3 separate regions of the Mus musculus genome follow, and regions 1 and 3 are each linked to region 2. A link is a loop called in an ENCODE intact Hi-C map of the cell type or tissue named here. Cell type or tissue: heart. All regions are shown on one strand. Region 1 has its middle 9.5 kb from the start of Gm39781. Region 2 has its middle 23 kb from the start of Gm31585. Region 3 has its middle 15 kb from the start of Gm39781.

Region 1 (2,500 bases), 60 kb after region 2:
GCTGGTGCTGTGTGACCTTCCTTCCTTAACCTTCTGTGGGTTCCTGCACTGCCAGGCACTACCTAATGATAATCTTCCAAGCAAGATACACCGACTGCCAGCTCCTGCCCCACTTCAGCAACCCAGGAGAGCCTGTGGCAGTCCACTCCCATCTCATTAGTCCACTGGACCTCTCCTGTCCTTCCACTCAGCCCTGCCCATCCTGAGAGCTGGGCACCACCCACACTCTCACTGCCTTGTGTGGCTCCTTCTCCCCTGTCAGGCCTCGGTGCACGGGTTGGCACCTGGTGTGTGCCACCCTCTTATAGATGGAACACTTGTGATTGGTGTGTCCACACCAAGAAAGGATTCAGAAGCTTCCAGAATAGTGATGAGGAGGGGAGGGCAGGGAGGCAGAAAGAGGTACTGTGTGGCCTCTTAGCTTCCCTGTGTTTGGTGCACATGAGTGCACCAAAAATGTAGAGATGAGTGAATGTTGGTGGGTGTGAGCTGCGACAGGAGCATTGTGGTTTTCAGGGAAGCCTGGGCTACCTATGGAGTTGCTTATCTCCAAAAGCAAAGGAAAGGGGACGGCAGAGATGGTTCGGCCAGTAAACCACCTGCTGCATGGGGAACTGAGTTCAAATCCCAGCACTTAGCAAAACACCTGATGCTGTGTCACACCCTTGTAACCCACTGTCATGGTGGCAGAGACAGGAGGATCACTGGACCACTGGTCAGCCAATCTAACCAAATTAATGAGTTTCAGATTTAGTGAGAGACCCTATCCTAAGAAGTATGGCTCAGAGTGATTGAGGAAGACACCTACCATCAACCCCTGGCCTCTGCATGACATGAACATACACACACAAACATGCATGTGTGTACACAAACACCAAGAAGAAAAAAAGAAAGAGAAAGAATGAAGGACCTAAGGAAGGAGAAGGGGCGGCAGAGAGAGGGCTGGGTTCGCTTTTGAAGCTACCTCCAAGGAGAGCTCTTCCTGCCAAGCCTATTGTGTCTGCTCTGTCTTTATATCCAGTCCTGCCCCGAACTGCTCTCACAGGAAATGCGAGTTTAACTGAGCAGTGCGCACTCCTCCCGTCAAAACGTCAAAACGTCAAAACGTAACTGTGCTGAGCACTGAATCCTGCCACTGAGTCAGGAAGCCTGACCTTGAGGGAAGAGAGAAGTCTGTGCCATTCTGCTCATCTGATCTCTCTGATACCAACCAGGATGGGGCAGGTACACAACAGGGGCTCAGTAGGTGTCTGTCACGTGAACAAAGAAAAGACTGTCTGAGACCTTTGACCTGATGGGTGAGTTCCCTTGAGGGGCCAAAGTCCCAGCCAGGAGCAACCAGCACACGGTAGATGCCCAGCAGCAGTAGCTAGGCAAGCAGTCACATCATTGAGGACAATGTCCCAAGACCCCCATGGACTGGTGTCAGTGCTTGTGTATGCACATTCATGTGTGTATACACAAGCATGTGTGTACTTGTGTGTGTGCATGCACATTGTGTGCTTCTGTGTGCACATGTATGTGTTTGTGTTTGTATGTGCACATGCCCGTGTGCTCATGTGTGCCCATGCATGTCTGTGTTTGTGTGTGCACATGCATGTGTGTGTGCTTATGTGTGCACATGCATGTGTGTGTGCTTATGTGTGCACATGCATGTCTGTGCCCATGTGTACACATGTATGTCTGTGCTCATGTGTGCACATGCATGTGTGTGTGCTCATGTGTGCACATGCATGTGTGTGTGCTTATGTGTGCACATGCATGTGTGTATGCTTATGTGTGCACATGCATGTCTGTGCCCATGTGTGCACATGCATGTCTGTGCTCATGTGTGCATATGCATGTGTGTGTGCTTGTGTGGGCACATGCATGTCTGAAGCTCATTAACTCAGCAAGCCTCACTGTTCAGCGGGCCCCTGGGATGCCCCTGTCTCTGCCTCACAGGTGTTGGGGATTACAGGCATAGAGGATCATGCCTAGCATTTGTTTTTAAAAATGTTTATTTTTGTTTTATGTGTATAACTGTGGATGTAAGTACATGCATTTAGTGTGTGCAGTGCCCTCAGAAGCAAAAGAGGGAATCTGATGCCCTGGGACTGGCATGATAGACAGTTGTGAGCCCCCATGTGAGTTCTGAGAACTGAACCTGGGTCCTCTGCAAGAGGTGTCTCCCCAGCCCTCCAGTGCCCAGCTTTTCCCTGATGCTGAGGGTAGATCACATGTCCTCGTGTTTGTGAGGCAAGGCTTATGGACTGAGCCATGTCTCCAGCCTGCATGCTTTCTGCTTTAGGCACTGTGGTGGTTTGTATATGCTTGGCCCAGGGAATGGCACTATTAGGAGGTGTGGCCTTGTTGAAGTAGGTGTGGCCCTGTTGGAGTGGGTGTGTCACTGTGGGTGTGGGCTTAACACCCTCACCCTAGCTGCCTAGAAGTCAGTCTTCCACTAGCAGCCTTCAGATGAAGAGGTAGAACTCTCAGCTCTGCCTACACCATACGTGCC
Region 2 (2,500 bases):
CAAATTATCCCTCTTCCCAGGATCCCATCCCATCTTGTCTTCTGAGGATCCAGATGGGAGAGCAAGGGGAAGACAGCAAACAGACCACCCAAGCAGCCTGGCATACACCTGTCACCCTAGCACTTGGGGGGAGGTGGAGGCAGGAGGATCAAGAGTTTGAGGGCAGCCTGGGCTACATAAAGCTCTGTAAAACAAAACAAAACAAAACAAAAACAAAAACAAAAACAAAAACAAAAACAAAGCCAAGTAAAGCCATAGTTAAATTACAAAGTGCCAGGGAGGGAGCTGCCATTTGCAACAAAGCAGGTGGAGGAGGAGGGTGGGGTGGGGTGGGGTGCAGGACTGGCAGGTGGCTTAAGGGGACATGCTAGCAAGGTGCCTCTGAACCAAGGCTTACAGAAGGGCGTGAAGAGGGCAGAAGTGTTCCAGAAGCATGAGAGGGGCATGTTCTCAGGCTGCACAGTCTAGAGAAGCCACAGTGTACAAAGTTCCTGGGACCTGAATGACAGATGTAAGCCATCCTTCACTCTCCAGATGTTCAGGAGACTGGGCACTCTGCACAAGGAGATAGAAGAAGCTGATGAGAGTGTGACAAATGCAGTGGCAAAGAGGGCCCCACGGCTTTTGGCCCTGCCCCAAACCAGGACCCTTTAGCTCTGCCCAGTGTCAGGAACACACCTGGACAGTCCTGGTGGTTTTGGAAAGAGCTGTCTTAGTCTCCTGCAATCTAATGGCCCTGGTGGCTTCCCGTGGGCCACGATCTCACTAGGACTTTGTTGTGTCAAATGGACACTCCTTTTGTCTCTTGCCAGTGGGTCTCCATCCTTCCTGAGAGCCCTCGCATTGCATCTCCAACCCGGCCTGGACCCCTTCAGCTGGTCACAGCAACCCTCACACAGGAGCCTGGGCTCTCGGGTACTTGATATTCCGCAGGAAGCAGCGCAGCCCCGGGAGCCTCTTCACTGTTGGATGCCCGCAGGACTCGGGATTAGAAGCTGCGCAGCACATGGGGAGCGAGGGGATTTTATTTAGCATTTAGGATTTATTCGTGTATATGCTGGGAGGGGGAGACGAATGCGTATTTAAATCGAGCAAGTTAATCCACAGGGTTCAGGCTGACACTGCCATAGGAAAAGGGTGTTTGCATATTAATCTCTTAACTTCCAGAAGCACAGAAGTATGGGGGAAAAGTCTGGAATCCAGGAGGCCAGAGGCAGCCAGGTGGCGGTGAGGTGGCTTGGCTCCCATCTCCCCTCCCACACACCTGCGACTTGGGGCTGCTCCTAGGCATACCCTGAGCCTCCCAGGGCCTCCATGCTACAAGGGCAGAAGGGCAGTGAGATTTAATAGGCACAAACGTGGCTTTCCCAAGCTCAAAGAAGTTGTGTGTGTGTGTGTGTGTGTGTGTGTGTGTGTGTGTGTGTGTGTGTGTGTGTGCTGCCTCCATGCCAGGAGTCAGTCAATGAGAGATAAGGGCTCAGCCTGGGGACAGTCCTTGAGGGCTGAGGGACTTGGGGAAGGGGGCTCTTGAGGACAGCAGTGTTTGAAGAATGTCAGGGAGACCTGGGAGCTTGGGGACAGAAGCTGGGGACAGAGCCAGGGCAAGGGGTTGGGAACAGGTCAGTTAGAGGCCACAGCACTGGCTGGGAAGAACAGAGCTGTTGGAGGGAAGCCCCCCGGCTGAGGGAGCGCCACGGACAATAGACAGTGTTGGCCCCCCTGGAGCCTCGAGGACTTTAAGTTTTATTCCAAGCACATGTGAAGGGAAGGGATGTCAGCCTATACAGCCAGGTTTCTAGAAGGACAGCCCCTCTCCCCCAGGCAGGTGATGACCTTGAAGTATTCTACTGTCAGAGTACAGCCTCACCTCTTTATCACACACAATCTGTGCACAGAACACACGCATGTACATGTGCATCCCATACACATACAAAACATACCAACACATGCATACAATATATGCACACGTACACATATATACATACACAACACATACAACATGCACATGCATACACAACAATAATCATGCATGCATACATACTCCTCATGTAAGACACATACATGCATACATAAGTACACCAACATATGCACACAATACATGCGCATGTACACATACATACATACATACACAACACATATAACACATGCACAAGCATACACAATAAACACATACACACACACATACCCCTCATGTAAAACATATACATGCATACATAGGTGCACACACAAGACACTCATGTGCACCAACATATGCACACCACACATTCATGCATGCAAATCACGTGTACACACAAACAACATACATGCCTGCTTATACACACCCACATACCAGCAGGAGCAGCTGGAAGACAGGAGCGAAAGGTCAGAGGACATAGCCTGAGAGGCAGCTCGCTCTTCTTTCTTTGGAGGAGCCACAAGCCCTGAAGGTTCAGAGCTACAGCAACTGATACTTCTTGGGGTCACTGGGATACCTTAGTTCACAGAACCCCTCTTTAGAGAC
Region 3 (2,500 bases), 55 kb after region 2:
CTCTCTCTGTGTGCCTCTGCACTCCCAGCTCCCTGGGGCGCCTCTGGCTGCACTGGTAAATGGTAAGAAATCCCAGAGTCCTAAGGGAAGGATAAATGCAGCCTCATGGACCCTCATAGCTCACAGCCAGGATAGCCTCCACATCACCCCTACACACACACACACACACACACACACACACACAGAGAGAGAGAGAGAGAGAGAGAGAGAGAGAGAGAGAGAGAGAGAGAGAGAGAATTCTCAAAGTCCATCTGTGCTGCAGGGCCATCCTCCCCCACTGAATCCATACTGGCCCCCCACTTCCCACTGGAATGTCTCTCCTGTCAGTACACACACTATGGGAGTGACATTCTGTCTGCTTTCAACAGGTCTGCAGAAGAGAAGTGGCCAGCATGATGTCAAGATGAGGCTGCTGTCAGCCTGGTCACAGCCTAACCAGCAAGGCCTGGAAAGCTGGAGCCACGTGACCCTCCCCTGACTTGCTCAGCAGGATCCAGGGGTGGCCACTATAGCTATTATACTGCAGTGCCACCTGTCCAAAGCAGACATCCCATCCCTGGCCAAGCCAGCCGCCCCCAGCTCCCACCCTGCCACCAGGATGGGTCTAGCCGTCAGATAGATATCACTATGACAACCCACCTAAGACCCCATGGCTACAAGCAGCTAGCCAAGGAAGATTATTCCAGGTTAGGAGTGGCATATGCAACGGCCCTGGGGCAATCATGAGCCTGATCTATTGTCCATGTTGAACTTAACCCAGGGGAGAGAAGGAAAGACATGGGAGTGGAATGTGCAGGTAAGATCTTCGGGGGCACCGTGTGGGGTTGGGGGCACAAAAGCTGTTGACATCAGGTCCTAACCTCCACAGTTCTTCCATAAGGACCCCAGAGGCTGGTGGTTAGCAAGCCCTTTGGCCAGAATGCCCATCTCTTTAGTCTTTCTTTTTATCTCTCCTTTACCACACAAACTCCTCACCAGAGAGACCCAGCAGAGCTCTGCATACACACACACTCATTCACACACACTCACTCATGCACAAACATACATACACACCTGTGAACACACATGCATACACACATATACACACATACATAACACATAAGCATACACACCTGTGAACATACATGCATACACACACTGGCTGGCCGAGCCAGAAGCCTCGAGGCTTTTTCATGGACCCCACTCCACCCCCCACCCCCACCCCCCCACACACACACCACATCCCTCCTCCCAGAACACCCTAGAGGCCTGTGACTTCCTGCAGTGGTCCAGGACTATAAAGAGGGTGGATGGGCCCAGCTTTCCTCAAACACTGCCCAGCCTGAAGCCACAGATGTGGAAGAGAAGGAAGGTGTCATCGAAGGATGGAACTCTCCAGATGTTCTCCCCTGACTCATGAGAAGTCCTCTGGAGATGTTACATAAGATTCCTCCCCCCCCCCCCCCGCCCCATCCCCTCCTCCTATCAGTGGTCCACACCTGTAATCTCTGCCCAAGAAAGCAGAGGTTGAAGGATGAGGAGTTTGAGGCCAACCTGGTTCACAGGAGACCCTGTGTCAAAGAAGGGAGGGAGGAAGGGAGGGGAGAAGGAAAAAAGCACATAAGATCTTTTGTAAATATCAAATATTAAGAAGTCACACCCGGCAAGGTACGGTAATTCATGCCTTTAATCCCTGACTTAGGAGGCAGAGGCAGGCAGATCTCTGTGAGTTACATAGCAGCTTGGTTTACATAACAAGTTCCAGGCTAGCCAGGGTGACACACTGAGACCCTGAGTCCTAAAAAATTAAAGTAAAGAAATACCCAGAGGGGCTGAGGAGGTGGTTCTGTGGTTAAAATGCTTGCCACCCAAACATGAGGACCAGAATTCTGAGCTTGGGTACCCAGGAGCCCTGTAAATGCCAGGCAGACATAATAGACCACCTCAATTCCAACTTCAGAAGCCTGGAACAGAGGCACCCTTGCTCCTGGGAACAAGCTGGCTAGCCAGAGAGCCATGGTTGGACTGAGGTGCCCTGCCAGGTATATAGCCCTAGCACCCTGACCTTGCCAGGGTCAGACCTGCTTAGTGGATAGGAGAGACCCTGCCTCAGTGAATAAGGTGGAGAAATGATTAGAAAGACTCCTCGGGCCTCCACTCTGCAAGTGGAGACATGTGTACACACCCTACCCAAGCATTTATGAGCACATATACATACGAATGCATAGCATATATACACACATATGCATGTACACCCTACCCACACACATGTGCTTAAGCATGTACACACTACACACACGTGTATGCACACCCTATACATACACATGTGCATGCATACCCTGCACACACACACATGCATGCACACCTTGCACACACACACACCCTGCACACACATGCATGCACACCCTGCACACACACAGCATGCACACACACATGCATGCCCACCCTGCACACACACACACACCCTGCACACACCCATGCATGCACACCCTGCACACACATCCTGCACACACACGACCCT

What was found. Hi-C counts contacts between places; a loop is a spot of excess contacts. Peaks named below come from ENCODE experiments on the same cell type or tissue, not always from the same donor. Only the 100,000 strongest peaks of a DNase experiment are listed, where the experiment ranks them.
Region 1: a loop joins it to region 2, with 1.9 times the contacts of the local background. A loop is called at or near these places in 2 of 42 quality-filtered maps.
Region 3: a loop joins it to region 2, with 1.9 times the contacts of the local background. A loop is called at or near these places in 3 of 42 quality-filtered maps.

Annotation. Positions count from the first base shown.
Region 1 is chr2:30,506,112-30,508,611 of GRCm38, reverse strand. No RefSeq gene overlaps it. Among named protein-coding and RNA genes, the nearest start is that of Gm39781, 9.5 kb to the right of the region's middle. In heart, no CTCF peak of the experiment used is centred here; no DNase peak of the experiment used is centred here.
Region 2 is chr2:30,566,166-30,568,665 of GRCm38, reverse strand. No RefSeq gene overlaps it. Among named protein-coding and RNA genes, the nearest start is that of Gm31585, 23 kb to the right of the region's middle. In heart, no CTCF peak of the experiment used is centred here; no DNase peak of the experiment used is centred here; H3K27ac peaks cover 619 bases; H3K27me3 peaks cover 971 bases.
Region 3 is chr2:30,511,101-30,513,600 of GRCm38, reverse strand. No RefSeq gene overlaps it. Among named protein-coding and RNA genes, the nearest start is that of Gm39781, 15 kb to the right of the region's middle. In heart, no CTCF peak of the experiment used is centred here; no DNase peak of the experiment used is centred here; H3K27ac peaks cover 1,266 bases.